Linked DNA regions of Homo sapiens: all the other regions are linked to region 2. A link is a contact called in ENCODE Hi-C or POLR2A ChIA-PET data. All regions are on one chromosome and are shown on one strand. Each heading gives the region's core, a stretch centred on a gene start or an enhancer-like site at or near the end of the contact. The rest is flanking DNA. Distances are from core to core; before and after follow the strand shown.

Region 1 (2,700 bases), core at 41-2,540, 420 kb before region 2:
GTGGGTAACCTTAACCTTTTTCTGTCACCCTTCCGTCCCAGACCTAAACTTTCCAAGTAAGAATTCAACTTCTGTGCAACACCAGAGTCCTCATGGTTACTGCATCCTGTAACACCTCTAAGAATCATACATAAAGGGGGGACTGCTTGCTCCCTTTCTCCACCCCTCCTCTCTGTCTCTCTCTCTCTCTCTCTCTCTCTCTCACACACACACACACACACACACACACACACACACACACAACATGAGGACACTGGGTCTTTGCAAACAGGTTCTACTGTCCAGTAAGTGGCTAAGAAATTTCATTCATAACTCGAAACAGATAGACTCCAAAATGAGCAATCTATAATTTTAAATGTTGTCATTAGTCTCCTGGCTGCAAGCGGTTAAAGAAGGCCTTGCAAGCTCATGAATTACGGGTACAGTTTATTACTCTGAATGAGCTCACAACAAGCACAGTATCTCAGGAAGATGGGAGGGGAAGGTTTCCAGGCCCAAAAGCTTACATGGAATGCAGCTTAAATGTCACTTATCCAATTGCAGGGGAATGATCCCTTCTACTCCCATGCCCTTCTCCGCTTCCCTCCTTGTACACATGTATTGTTATACACCTTTCCTTAAAATATACATCACACCAGGCTTTGCTCATTAGCCTTAGAGGTTTTTAAGTGTTTACAAGAGAAAAGGTCCTGTGGTCAAAGAATTAAAAACAGGACAGAACACCCATCCAACCTTCACTGCGGAAAATTTTTCCAACAGATTTCTGCCTATCCCAACCCCAAATGCAGGAGATAAAGAAGCACACCCTAAATCAGAGGTTTCTTCTTACAAACACTGGGCCAATGAGAAATCATATTTTGAGCATACATGGCATTCCATGTTGGTCACTCATAGAAGAATGGGGACATTATAACCTTTTGGAGGTTGGGAGGAAACAGGCAGTTCAAGAGATATGCAGAATCCCACATCCACAGGGCCTGAGATACCAACAACACTGGCCGGACAGGACCCCCATTTTCCTAAGGGACAGTGGGTAAAGTACGAGAAAGGATGAAGCAATCATCCTCAAAGCAACCAGGTCAAACTACCAGAAAAAAATGACTCACTGCTAAATATCTTATCTCTTTCACCCACACCCAAGCCCACCCCGCTGAAGTGAGGAAACAGAGGCTGCCTGAGTAGCTTCCGGCCAAATGAGGACCGCTCTGCGAACTGCCACTGAGAACCATCTGTGTGGCGCCCAAACTCTGGTGCAGTGGCTGGAGAAAGGGAACTGAGACACAAGCCACAGGTTTTGGCAGTCTTCTTATTTCCCCCTAACTGGCCTAACTGAGCAGGAAACCAGCAGTTCTCAACGCAGGCCAACTGAGGTTCCAAATCCAACTCTACCTTCTCCAAACTATAAATTCCTTCCTACAGAAAAAGGGATGGCATCTATTTCTGACACAAAGCACAGGAGTCCTGATGAAAAGCTGGGACTCAACAAATGTTTTGGTTCCCTCTGAAACTGCCCCACCACCTCAGTATGCAAGACCTTAACTCATGATCCCAGTCATCCCTTCCTCTACCAAACACACCTCTGTTGTACACACACCTAAAATTTGAGAACCCAATGAAGATTACAAGCTACCTACTGATGCCCTCATCCTTACAAATTAGGTGGTGGCAGCAGGGACAAAAACTACACTCAACGTTCTTTACAAGACTTTGGTCCTTCTCAAAGGAGGCTCCAGAGAACCCTATGTCCAAGGGGTTGTATTCAAAATTAAGGCTCACGGGTCAGTGAAGTTTGACAAATGTCGGGTACAGATAGCCAGGTTTCTTTCCTTCAGATGTGTTCGTGTACACCATGATCCTCTTAGAACCCAAGCACCCCAAAATTATTTCACCACCAAAGCATCCTCTCTGCTCCACCCGCCCCCCACCCCCGCAAATAAAATCATTCTCAGAACACATTTAAGGATACCCAGCACTAACTTCTCTTGTTCTAGTTTGCTAGTGGATTGATTTGGGTCTTTACTGAGAGAAGGGAGTGTTTTTGTAAGTAATACATGTATAAATGTTCACTTTTAAAGATGTAAACTATACTGAGTATGGAGAGTAAAAATATGAAAGTTTATTTTCAGCAGCTCAGGGAAACTGGAAAAGGCAATTATCCTAATCCTCTGAGGTTTCAACCGTACAAATAACAGAAAGTTAACAAAACATAAGAAACTCAAGGAAATTTTTTCTTTTTTTTTTTTTTTGAGATGGAGTCTCACTCTGTTGCCCAGGCTGGAATGCAGTGGCATGATCTCAGCTCACTGCAACCTCTGCCTCCTGGGTTCAAGCAATTCTCCTGCCTCAGCCTCCCGGGTAGCTGGGACTAGAGGCATGCACCACCACACCCAGCTAATTTTTGTATTTTTCCTAGAGGCGGGGTTTCACCATGTTGGCCAGGCTGGTCTCCTGACCTCAGATAATCCATCCGCCTCTGCCTCCCAAAGTGCTGGGATTACAGGCGTGAACCACCGAGCCCGAAAAGATACCCATGGAATTCTGAGTTCTCACTGTAGCAATGAGTGCTCTTGGGAACCTTATCAGAACTGTCATTGCACTAACAACTGCTAATGAAAACTAGCAGTCATTTCTCGCGAAAATATTTTCTTCTCTTTCTAATTTGTTCTCTTTTACTATTTTGCAAGCATAGGAGAGCGGAAT
Region 2 (2,700 bases), core at 17-2,516:
TTTTTCCCTTTTATTCTCCTATGGGCACATTTGTCTTTCTAAAAAGTCATTTGTTTTCCCTAAGTGCCATTTCTTCTCCATTTCTAAGTAGTCATTTGTTTTCCCAGAAGTGCCCCTCTGCCCCTCCCCTTCCCCTAATAGGGTAGCATATAAGCCCTGAATTCTAACCACCTCCTTGAGACTCCTTGAGTCTTTGTGAATTCCAGTGTGTACATATACAATTATAATCTGTTTTTTTTCTCGTCCTCATCTATCTTTTGCCAGTTTAGTTTGCACATCCCCAATCACCGCACCTAAGAGGGTAGAGGAAAAGTTTTTCCTCCCAGACAGTCCCTCTTGTGCCAAGTGCCTCCTGAGGATTGTGGCAGGTTGCCTGTAGGGTTAGGGTGGGGGTCCCATGGGTGTATCTGTGGACACAGTGGCTACATGGGGGCTCCCTGAATTCTTTCAGAGTAGGATGTGCTGATCTTGCCAGGCAACCAGTGCTCAACAGAAGCAGAGAGAGAGGGACTGTTGGCCACAGTGGCAGCCCCCACAGCTCAACCTCCTGGTACATTCCTTCCCTCCTCACATATTCAAGTCCTGGTACCACATAGCACTCACAATGCCACGGCGGGGGAAGGAAGCCTCAATAATGACTGAGACTGAATTTCCTACCAGCTAGGCAGGTGGGGATCAGAAGCAGAATAAATTTAATTCAGAAATATAAAAAATCCTATTCTTGCCTCTTTGCGTCAAGAGAAACATTCATTCCTTTTTCATTTTTCTTTTTGTTCATTGTTTAAGAAGTCACAAGAACTACAAACCTAAAAAAAAAAAAGTCTACTGGAGAAAAGCCTAACATTGAGAAAATTCTAGAAAATTCTATCCATTAACTTAATCCCATCCCCTAACCCTGGGGTTATGAAAATGTCACCATTTAAGAAAATTTTTAGCAGCTGAACACCTCAGTTAGTTCAGTGCTGTAGGAATGCAGTTAGAAAAACCATATTATCTCATGGGGTAAGGCTGCGCACAGGATGCTGACATTTAAAACCCAGTGTCCAGCATGACACAATGATGTTATTTATAGACCGAGAAGGATCTAGGACAAATGTGATGCATAGAAAGAAATAAAAAGAAGGAAGGAGCAAGCCATAGAAACCCGAGGTTGAATCGAGGAGGAAAACCCCCAGCAAAAAATCTGAGACACATCAAGCTTTTGTAGGGTTCATGTTTAGCAGGAAGTTGAAATGACTCACCGTATCCTGTTGTACTCGCCCTGTGATTCCATTTATCCCCTCCAAGGCTTTTAAAGCTCTGATTTGTGTAGGAAAATCACACAGCATGTCAAAGAATGACTACGCTCTGGTTTTACACATCCGTATTTTTAAACAGCACAAAATGGTTGTACTTCTCAATATCGAAATCTGACTGGGGCCTCTCCTGCTTGACCTTGCCCTGGAGGCTGCTGTCCTTCCATGGGTGGGTGCCCAGGCTGAGCTTGCACGGGCTCCTTCATGTCCCCCTTGGTCAACCTAGGTGAAGAGGGGAAGAATCCAGCTCCCACCATGCACCTTATTGACAGAAGCCTTCCTCAGATGAATATTCATGAGCAGCCTAAGTTTCTTTGGCTTTTCTGTTTACTAGTTTTATTAGCTCTTGAGAGGGGAGAGAGAGAGAGAGAGAGAGAGAGACTGGGGGAGACAGAGAAAGAAGCTGGGTGCGGTGGCTCATGCCTATAATCTCAGCACTTTGGGAGGCTGAGGCAGGAGGACTGCTTGAGCCCAGGAGTTCAAGACCAGCTGAGCAACATAGCAAGATCCCATCTCCATAAAAAAAGAAAAATAAAAATTGAAGAGAGAGAGAGAGAGAGAGAACTTTCCATAATTAATAGAGATAAGGTCAGCAAGATAACTCTTTTTTGCTCTTTTCCTAATTGCCCCTTCCTGGGGTGATTCCTTTCCTAAATGGGCCTCCTCTTAATCCTCAAGCTATTATGATATAAAAATTAAAGTGTGATATCCTGGCTCGCCCATTTCCTATTAATGGAATGACCTGTGGTAATCAATAGAGGAAATGCAGGAATGTTAACAGATGTGTGGTTCTGTTTGAGAGTCTCCAATTAAGTGATATGTCTTCAAGGTGGAAAGATGAGATCATTTTGAAATTAGTTTCTTTTTGGCTTTTTAAGTCTTTGGTTATTATCAATTGCATTAAAAAAACCAATTGGAAAGGAAAATCGATCGGTGCTGAATTCCTCCCCCACCTGAAGTCTTCATGCTTCCTCAGGTGATAGGATGCTAGAGAGGAAAATTTGGAATTAGCTTTTAAAAGGAAGAGAAATGACGGTGTAACCATCTGCCAAATACATGGAAACAACAACAACAAAAACCTCATCATTCACCTGGCCTGGCAAATAGGTTTGTGCATTTTTTTTCTTTTCTGTCCACCCTGTTGTTTGTCAGAGGTTGACCAAGAACTTGTCCAAGGGCCATTCCTGTGGTGTCATTGGTTAGAGACTTTTTAACAATTTCAAGTTCTGGTGAAATACTGTGAGTAAATAAAGAGAGAATTTTGCCTGAGTTTAAGGGGCTTTCCTGGGAGGTAATGTATTTTGTGGCCTAACACTTCATTACTTAGCCTGCAGATCTGGTTTCTTTTGAAAACAAACCCTAAGTCTGGAACTTTCCATGCTGAGAGTCCACGTCAGTTTCAAGA
Region 3 (2,700 bases), core at 119-2,618, 490 kb before region 2:
CCACCAATGTTTTAAATAACAACCTGGTGATAAAGAGGCAGAAGGTGGCAACCTAGGTGCACTTACGGAAGGTGCTGCAAAAAAACAATCCTGCTTCCACTGGGCAGGGGCACAGGACATCAAAGGCTCTTCACAACCCCTAGTACCTAAAACCAACTGAAATGCAGAAATCGCCTTCGAATTGATGGGGCCATAGGAGACCAAGGAAAGGAGCACTCAGGATCACAGGCAGGAAGATCTCCTAACACAGAGCCTCTTTATTAAAATTCACAGAAATGCTAAGACATGGCAATTGGAGTTGCCAACCCCACCCCCCACCCCCCCCGCCCCCCCCGCCCCCCACCCACATATAGAGATCGCTAGAGCTCTACAGGTGGAGGGATGTGGCTACTTTCAAAAAGAAAAAGAAGTGCTTTTCCTGACTCCAATGCCCAAAGGACCAACATGCAATGTCATATCATGGGATTAAGGATGGTGGATCTGAACAACAGCCGTACAGAGCTGAATAGCAAATGAAAAAAAACATTCTAAAAAACTAGGCCCATGGACAAGGAAAGGATTGATTGCTATTTCCTCCTCCCAAGGATAAATGACTGGAATCCTGTACATGAATGCCTTTTATTTTCAGAACGTGTTTCTCATATACCTGCTGTTAAATCACCCTACTTGAAACAACTTGTGGCTGCCTGATATGCCAAACCTGTTCCAGCAACACTTTGAGAGAAAAACGAAAGCACCAAATAAAAAATTGGGAGGGAATGTTGATTCTTCCCACAGATTAAGTGTAAACAAAAATGGGGTTGGGGGTGATGAAGGAAAATGAGAAAGGTACAACTTCAACTTTGTCTAAAATAACCTTTTCTTCCCTTTTAACAAAGTAACAGTAGTACTAATAATTTCCAATTGATTTAATTCCAAAAAAAAAAAGTAGTCTGTCAATATTCAAATAAAGTGAAGCCTGAGTAACATTCACAACTGGAAATAAGGGGCCAGGAAACATCTTGAGAGAAGAAACTTACTTACTGAACTTGTGAATGATGTTCCCTTGCCTAGGGTTTAAATTAAAAGCACTTCAAAGCAGCAAATTTCTTCAGACAGACATGCTTCCCAGGTTAGGGTAAACGGCCTGAAAATGCTTCTGCAAGGAGAGTTTTACTTCTTCCAAACTCCCATTAAATAATGTGTACTTATCTTTGATTACTGCCTATTTAAAAAAAAAAAAAGCTGCAGCTGAAATTGGATTAAGAACTTCTGCTGAAAACGATTTATTGCATAACACAACTCTGACAGGCTGAATCTCCGGCCACCAACTGAGCCTTTATAAAAATCTGCTGGGCAGCTGCCAAGTCAGCTCTTTTGCGTCTGAGCATGTCAGACATCCGCCGTCGTCAAGGCAGCAGCATGGCAGCAAGACGTCCGCACGCTCATGGTTAAAGGGTGCAGTCAGGGAACAGAGCAGCCAGAACCACGCAACACGGCATTAAAACCTCCTGCAGTGCTGGATCTGACGGTTCGCTTTTTCAATGTAATCAAAAAAGACCCAAGATCTACAGCAGGATTATCTTCCAGCATCTAACAGACACCTGGATTGTCAATGTACCTTCACTGATGGAGTGGTGGCGAGGAAATCAAATTACAAATAAATTATTGGCCAGTGTCTTCAAAAATCAAATCAAATAAATAGTTCAATATCACCAATGCCAGTGTGCAACTATATATGACTTCACTTTGGGAATTTATGTTACTAGAATTTCCTTGGGAATTTATGTTAATTTATTTACAAAGAAATTCTAATATTTGGATCTTTTAATCACTAATGCCTTTTTATGTTCATTATGATATACCCCCAAAAAATCCCCAAATGCCACATTCTAATCTGCACCGTCTAATACAGTAGCCACTAGTCACATGTAAGTACTTATAATTAACTCAATTAAAATTTAAAATTAAGGTCCTTGAGTCATGCTGGTCACATTTCAGTTACTCAATGGCCACAATCCGACCACCTGTCAATGGACAACACAGCTACAGAACGGTTCTGTCATCACAAGAAGTTCTTTTGGACAGCACTGACATATCTGCATTAAATTGGATAGGGTTTCAATTGACATTGCGTGTTACGTGATAGTGCATTTTACTACGTCCCTGAGAGTCTTATGTGCCTTATGTGTTACTCCATTTACCAAGAAAACTGTGGGAGATAAGAAATCTTTTACAAGAAAATTAGAGTCTAAAGCAGGCAAGAACTATTCAAAGTGCAGACATCCACTCATACAACTCTCCAGGTTGGAAGTGGTTCCAGTCCTGTGGGGCACATCTGGCCTCTAGGGGTTTTGCAGGAAACCCCTCTTGCAGGAAACATCCTGAAGATGAAGTAAAGTCTGTCTGCAAAGCCTTGAAGACACACTGCTTTCCTACACCTTCAAATCCTTTTCTAAGGAAATCACTACAAAATAAAGCCTCCGGGATTGAGGCCAGACAAAAACCAGTCCTATCCACCAGCCAGTCTCCAAGTACCCACAGGGTGGCCAAAACAGGCTTGATTTGATTCATGGTTGCCCCTTACTGACAGGGCTGGTTAGAATTACGGCCCTGTGGGTGATGGAAAGGAGTTAGTGCTGCTGTTTCTTCCACCAGGACCCAGGACACTGCTGGGGGATCATTTTATGAGATCAATCAATGCCTGACTGACTCGCTGGC
Region 4 (2,700 bases), core at 95-2,594, 510 kb after region 2:
AAGAGATAGATAGGACAGATGCCATTATTTTCCATTGACACATAAGGAAACTGAGTCTCAAAGCTTCCCAAGGAGGAAAAGCCATAACCATTTGACCCATTTATTACTGTTTTCAACATTAATAAGAAAAGATGCTGTCTTTTGCTAAGCATAAGAATAGTTAGCTTCTTCATTTTAATTAAAAATGAAGTCAAATCCTGTTTTTGGTGACAACTTATACACAAAAATATAGTCCTTGTTGGAAAAATATTTATCATTTTCCTAATCCTTTACAATTTTCAAAGTCATCCCTTTTTTGTTACTTCAGTTGCTCAGCACTTGACCCAGGTGGCAGGTAGGGTCTTGTATTGAGAGCCCCATTTTTATGATTGAGGAAACCAAACCTCAGCAAGTAAATGATTTGCCCAAATCTCATAATAAGTGAAGAAAGCAGGACTTGAAGGCTGGATTTTTTGACAGCCAGTGCTCTTTTTTCTCCTGACTCATTAACTGGCCTGTGGATGCTGGAGATCTCTAATGGAATAGTCTTATTTGCAAACATGGAGTGACATTAACATCTTGCTTCAATTTAGCCACTTCTTTCTACACTTAATGCCATTATGCTGGTTCCTGACTCTATCATTTCTATATGGGTCAGTGCAACAGCCTCCTAACCAGCCTCCTTGCCTCTGCCCTCGCTGTCCTCCAATCCATGTTCCATGCTGCCATAGCCTGCAGCCAGAGTGACTTTTCTAAAGCAATCACCCCTGCACTCCCAAATACGTGTATATTTATAAATTATGTGCACGTACTCCTGCGACTATATTAAGTTTATGGGTAATAAATCTATTAGAAAATTTTAAAGGTTACATTTTAAACAATGTAGTTAAAGGATCTAATAGTTTCTTCTTATTACCTTACTTTAGAGAAAATTGTTCGGAAGCACAAATATGATTCTTCCCTTGCTAAAAATCAACACTGTCCTAAGATTAAAATGCAAACTGAATGTGGTTTATAAAGCTCTTCAAGATGCAACCCTATTTCTCAATTATAATTTCTTGTGATTCTCACTCTCAATTCCACTTTCCAATTTCTCGCTGTTCATCTCTCTGCAGCTTTTATCCCCCTGCTGTTGACTCTGTCTGAAAAACACTTCTCTTTCCTCTGCTTCCTTCTTCTTCTTCTTCCTCTTTTTGTCCAGTCAATACCTACTGGTCCCTCAGGTCTCAAATTAAGCCTAACTTCCCATGGAATGCCTCTGAGACAAGATCAGGTGCATCTCAGCACCCTTAGCAATACCTATCACGTTGAAAAGTCACTTTCATTTTCTCCTTACTTGTCTTCATTTCCCAGTGGACCATCAGCTCCTTGAGGGTAAAGCATGAGGTTTGTTGAGTGTTGCTCTCTAGTGCTGTCAAGTGCCAAGTATGTCAACAACTACAGGTATTTGTTAAATGAATCTGCAAATATCTGCTGGCAGCCCAAGAGTTTCTATTGAGTGGAAAATAGAGACTGTAACCAGCCCATCCATCATCCAGGCCTCATGGGGCATCATATTTTTGACACCCACGTTCTCTTTTACACTGTCTGCCAGGGAATCTTTCCCTTGTCTGGGAATAAAATATAGGACATTCCCCACAACTTTCTGTTCAGTCTTAGCAATAGAAAAGTCAAACAGTTCTTTGAAGTCTCAGTCATGTCTCAATTAATTTAGAAATGAATGATGTCCAGCCCAGTACATCAAGCAAAACTTCAATACTCAGGAAGGTACAGTGTCCCTATTTTCACCAGTCACACTGCCTTTCTTTGGGGAAGAGGATATGGTTGGCTTTTTTGCTTTCCTGGCTAATCTTGTGAGGGCCCTGGAGGTTTGCTGAAAATCACTAACATGAGGTAGATTGATTAATATGAGAAAAAGCATCCAAATTTATTTAATGTGTATATACAGGAGGCTTCAGAATGAAGACCCAACCCCACACTGAGGTTCAGAAGCTAATATACCATCCTGACAAAGCAGGCTATGGGAGGGAGAGAAGAAGGATTCTGCTGAGGGGTAATAAAAGATTACTAGGGAGAAGGAATGGGATAAGAGAGGAATAAGAGATTAACTTGTAAATAGCTCTCTGACAGTGAAAGTCTTGCTCTGGTATGGTTATATTTTTGGCCTTGGAAGCAGAAGAGAAAAACAATTGTTCTCCTTGGTGAGCATGGATCTTAGGCGGATAAAGGAACTTCAACTTCTTTGGAAGAAACAGTGGGAGAGGGAAACTGAGCCTTCTTCAGTTCAATATGTCAAAGCACCATTATTTTGGAGTTAGTTTTTGAGCCCCAACAATCTTCTACTCCATCCACCAGCTGGAGTGCAGTGGCGTCATCTCAGCTCACTGCAACCTCTGCCTCCCAGGTTCAAGCGATTCTCCTGCCTCAGCTTCCCAAGTAGCTGGGACTACAGGCGTGTGTCACCACTCCCAACTAATATTTGCATTTTTAGTAGAGACGGGGTTTCATTATGTTGGCCAGGCTGGTCTCAAACTCCTGACCTCAAGTACTCAAGTAATCCATGCACCTCGGCCTTCCAAAGTGCTGGGATTACAGGCGTGAGCCACCGCGTCTGGCCTCACCAGCTACTTTCTAACCTGACGGGTAAAATGGTTGGGTAGAAAGGGATGGAAAGGAGGGGATAGGGTTCAGGGCATGCCACCCCAAAATATGCCTCTTTGA
Region 5 (2,700 bases), core at 134-2,633, 390 kb before region 2:
TTCTCAGGGCCCCAAGCAACACAAACACATCCTCAGGAGTGCAGGTAAAATATAAACCCTCTGGGGATCAGCATGCACACCACCCAAAAACCCCCTACTGCATATCTACAGAGGTGCACAGTAACAAAGCACTGGCAGACAGACAGGAAGCACTCCATAAGGTCCTCGGGAACGCAACCATTGAGTTCGCGCGTCACACCGGACTTCTGAAGACAGGACAGCCAAAAAATATCCTTCATAAGGAGTTAATGCCATGGCTTGAAACAGTCAACCAGAAAATTCACTAGAACCAGCTTACTCCATTCCCAGAGCATTCAGAGTCTGTCTACATGTTACTATAATTTGAAACCTGATTCTAAGAACATCCTTGTACCTAGGCCATTTCACAACTGATGCTCTTGCAGAAGGTATCGGTTCCCTCCTGGGCACCTACTGCTGTTTATAACCAGTTGGTTAGGCTTCAGGATCCTTTCCTGGTGGTTGCTGACATGCCTTTTGCTGCCCCTCAAGCAGATCTTTGAGCTATCTCTATGTAGATAAAAGGAAAGGCCTCACTCTGTCTTATGTCAGATACTGATAAGCCGCTTTAAGATTTTCTTTTTCATGGGAGTGGGAGAATAGTTTAGGAGAGTAAGAGAATAACACTCCAGGAAGCCCAGGGTCTCTTTGGACACTGTGTTCAGAGTTTCAGAGTGTTGAATTCACCATCTCTCCCCACAGCCAAAGAAGACAACTTAACTGTTTGCCATCCAGTAAGTTGCAATATGTCAGCATTAACCCAAACCCTCGATCACGCAGCTAGAAGCAATACTAATATACAGGTGGAAGAGAATGCCTACAATGAAAGGGGCACAGTTGTGCCTATTAGAGCACCTAATCTCCACTCAGGGACGCACGTGCACCCCACATTACAATGGAGAACACTGAGAATTTAAACCACGGCCTGGTGATCCTCCTGGACATGCAGCTAATAAGTGGCTGAGGGACAACCAGTGGTCAGCTGGCGCCCTGATTGTTATTACAGCAGTGCATTTTCTAGGAGGCAGGCCACTGGCGAGGTCTCCTGGGGTCATGAGATGACTCTGACATGAAATAACAAACACACACAATCAGATATGCGTCCACAAAGCTGTTTCTCACCCTGCCCCCAAAAAATGTTTAAACATTGAGAGTGTAGAACTTTCAAGCTACCAAAAGAAAATGTTTTGCCTTAAAATGACAAAAAAGCAGAAGAAACTTTGATGAAAGATTCCTAAAACTCAAAATATACTACAAACACCCTAGCCAGGAGAAACACGTTGAGCAACGGAAGTGCAACCAAGCGCTGCTAGGCTGACAACAATGACCATGAAACTGCTGTTTCCTTATGAGGCCCTGCAAATTAGTCCTTCCCCCAGCGGGAGAGGATATGGAGCTCACGGTTTGCTATTTTCCTTTTCATTACTACTATTCCAGGGTGCAGGTAAGAAAGAGAAAGAGAAGGAATTTGGGAAGACGTTAAGAAGTAAAACTCTAAACTATTACTTATGTTGTTTGCTCTCTGTTGGAAGATCATTGTAACTAATAGTTAAAATATACTTGGCAGAGACCGTGCTAAAAAGCTCTTTAAAAGAGGGGCCATACAAGGATCCCCAAACTCTGCTTAATCAGTACCAACACCACAGGAGATTCATCGGACACACTTGTCTTCCTGGGCTCCAGAGACTTCCTAAGGTAAAATGGGAAGACACAAATGTCTCCAGGAGAGCATATGTGACAGTTCTTTGAGAGAAAGCTGATCAGTATTGACCTTTAATTTGGAGACACTAAGCCTCGTGCCATCTCTTTTATGAATATGAGAGAGCACTTTGGGACCTTTTCCAGCTGGGAGGAAGGAAGCACAATTATTCACCCCCGTTGGCTAGGAGACCTGATGAGCTCCACTTTCAAAACCGTAACAGACCAGCCACCGCCCATGCCCTCCAGTTTCCATGAGGCAGAGACCCCTGAGTGGAGAAGGGGTCTGAATGTAAATGAGGGAGGGGCTGGGACAATCCCACACTATCCTGTGAATGACCATGATGCTGGTCCCAGATTCCTGCTTGCCCAGTCCAAAAGCAAGTGAACATGCTGCCCGGGCTCATCAGGTCCCTGGGGAAGAGGGTCACCTTACACTGTTAAGACAGCATTCACGGAGAGCCCTGCAGAATACTCCTTAATTGCCTGGAAAGTGACCTGTCCAATGGGGCTTTCCTGGCTTCTTGGCTGCCAGCCAAGAAGTAGCCTTAACTTCTGTACCCATGGGGAGAGATGAGGGCAAGTCCCAAAGCAGTATCACTTCACAAAATAAATCTCACAGAGCCAAATCTGGAATGTTACTGCACAGATATTTGAAATCCCAGCTGACAGTCCTATACCTATTTGGGGCTGGGAGGATGATTAAGGCTTTAAATCTCAATTACACTTATGGAACTCTAAATGACTGCGTGGTTTTTTTTTGTTTTTTTTTTTTTAATGCAAACCTAAGTTTGGGATGCAGAACTACAGAGACAAGAACTCAGCAAGCACCCCCACTTCCTCCAAAGAGTAGTCAAGTCCCACAGCACAGCCCGGAGCAGTAGCTGTTAAAAGACAAGGGCTGGGCTGGATCCGGCCAACATTACAAGGACAACCAACTGGTCTCATTCCTTAGTCTTGTGCTTTTAAAGGGCAGACGATGTG

What was found. Hi-C counts contacts between places; a loop is a spot of excess contacts on that map. ChIA-PET counts read pairs that join two places held with the same protein, here RNA polymerase II (POLR2A). Pooled maps may share reads with other maps.
Region 1: a loop to region 2 is called in a pooled map, with 6 times the contacts of the local background. The contact joins two enhancer-like sites. A Hi-C loop is called at or near these places in 1 of 168 maps with a recorded cell type or tissue (GM12878), 9 of 37 single-sample maps with no recorded cell type and 13 of 50 pooled maps. POLR2A ChIA-PET finds 5 or more read pairs at or near these places in 3 of 52 experiments (BJ, WTC11 and activated naive CD4-positive, alpha-beta T cell).
Region 3: a map with no recorded cell type shows a loop between it and region 2 (17-fold over the local background). The contact joins two enhancer-like sites. A Hi-C loop is called at or near these places in 2 of 37 single-sample maps with no recorded cell type and 3 of 50 pooled maps. POLR2A ChIA-PET finds 5 or more read pairs at or near these places in 1 of 52 experiments (T-cell).
Region 4: a loop to region 2 is called in a map with no recorded cell type, with 5 times the contacts of the local background. The contact joins two enhancer-like sites. A Hi-C loop is called at or near these places in 1 of 168 maps with a recorded cell type or tissue (A673), 3 of 37 single-sample maps with no recorded cell type and 6 of 50 pooled maps.
Region 5: a pooled map shows a loop between it and region 2 (3-fold over the local background). The contact joins two enhancer-like sites. A Hi-C loop is called at or near these places in 3 of 168 maps with a recorded cell type or tissue (CD4-positive, alpha-beta memory T cell, Right ventricle myocardium superior and gastrocnemius medialis), 1 of 37 single-sample maps with no recorded cell type and 6 of 50 pooled maps. POLR2A ChIA-PET finds 5 or more read pairs at or near these places in 2 of 52 experiments (activated CD4-positive, alpha-beta memory T cell and activated T-cell).

The regions. Positions count from the first base shown.
Region 1 is chr6:15,298,226-15,300,925 of GRCh38, reverse strand. The region is part of intron 1 of JARID2 (jumonji and AT-rich interaction domain containing 2); the gene reads right to left. Among named protein-coding and RNA genes, the nearest start is that of JARID2-AS1, 51 kb to the right of the region's middle. Within about 2 kb of position 1,290, at least 10 of the 41 ENCODE cell types and tissues checked have a DNase peak (open chromatin) inside an H3K27ac peak, as active enhancers do; they include GM12878, where a contact is called at or near this core.
Region 2 is chr6:14,875,842-14,878,541 of GRCh38, reverse strand. LOC105374945 (a long non-coding RNA gene) reads left to right here. Exons shown (of 5, transcript XR_007059473.1): 3 at 2,272-2,700. Among named protein-coding and RNA genes, the nearest start is that of JARID2-DT, 370 kb to the left of the region's middle. RefSeq lists enhancers at 1,367-1,556, 1,337-1,837, 2,620-2,679, 2,700. Within about 2 kb of position 1,266, at least 13 of the 41 ENCODE cell types and tissues checked have a DNase peak (open chromatin) inside an H3K27ac peak, as active enhancers do; they include GM12878 and gastrocnemius medialis, where a contact is called at or near this core.
Region 3 is chr6:15,364,144-15,366,843 of GRCh38, reverse strand. All of the region lies in intron 1 of JARID2 (jumonji and AT-rich interaction domain containing 2), which reads right to left. Among named protein-coding and RNA genes, the nearest start is that of JARID2-AS1, 120 kb to the right of the region's middle. Within about 2 kb of position 1,368, at least 11 of the 41 ENCODE cell types and tissues checked have a DNase peak (open chromatin) inside an H3K27ac peak, as active enhancers do.
Region 4 is chr6:14,370,120-14,372,819 of GRCh38, reverse strand. No RefSeq gene overlaps it. Among named protein-coding and RNA genes, the nearest start is that of LINC01108, 86 kb to the right of the region's middle. Within about 2 kb of position 1,344, at least 2 of the 41 ENCODE cell types and tissues checked have a DNase peak (open chromatin) inside an H3K27ac peak, as active enhancers do.
Region 5 is chr6:15,265,159-15,267,858 of GRCh38, reverse strand. All of the region lies in intron 1 of JARID2 (jumonji and AT-rich interaction domain containing 2), which reads right to left. Among named protein-coding and RNA genes, the nearest start is that of JARID2-AS1, 18 kb to the right of the region's middle. RefSeq lists enhancers at 1-492, 2,487-2,626, 2,632-2,700. Within about 2 kb of position 1,383, at least 16 of the 41 ENCODE cell types and tissues checked have a DNase peak (open chromatin) inside an H3K27ac peak, as active enhancers do; they include gastrocnemius medialis, where a contact is called at or near this core.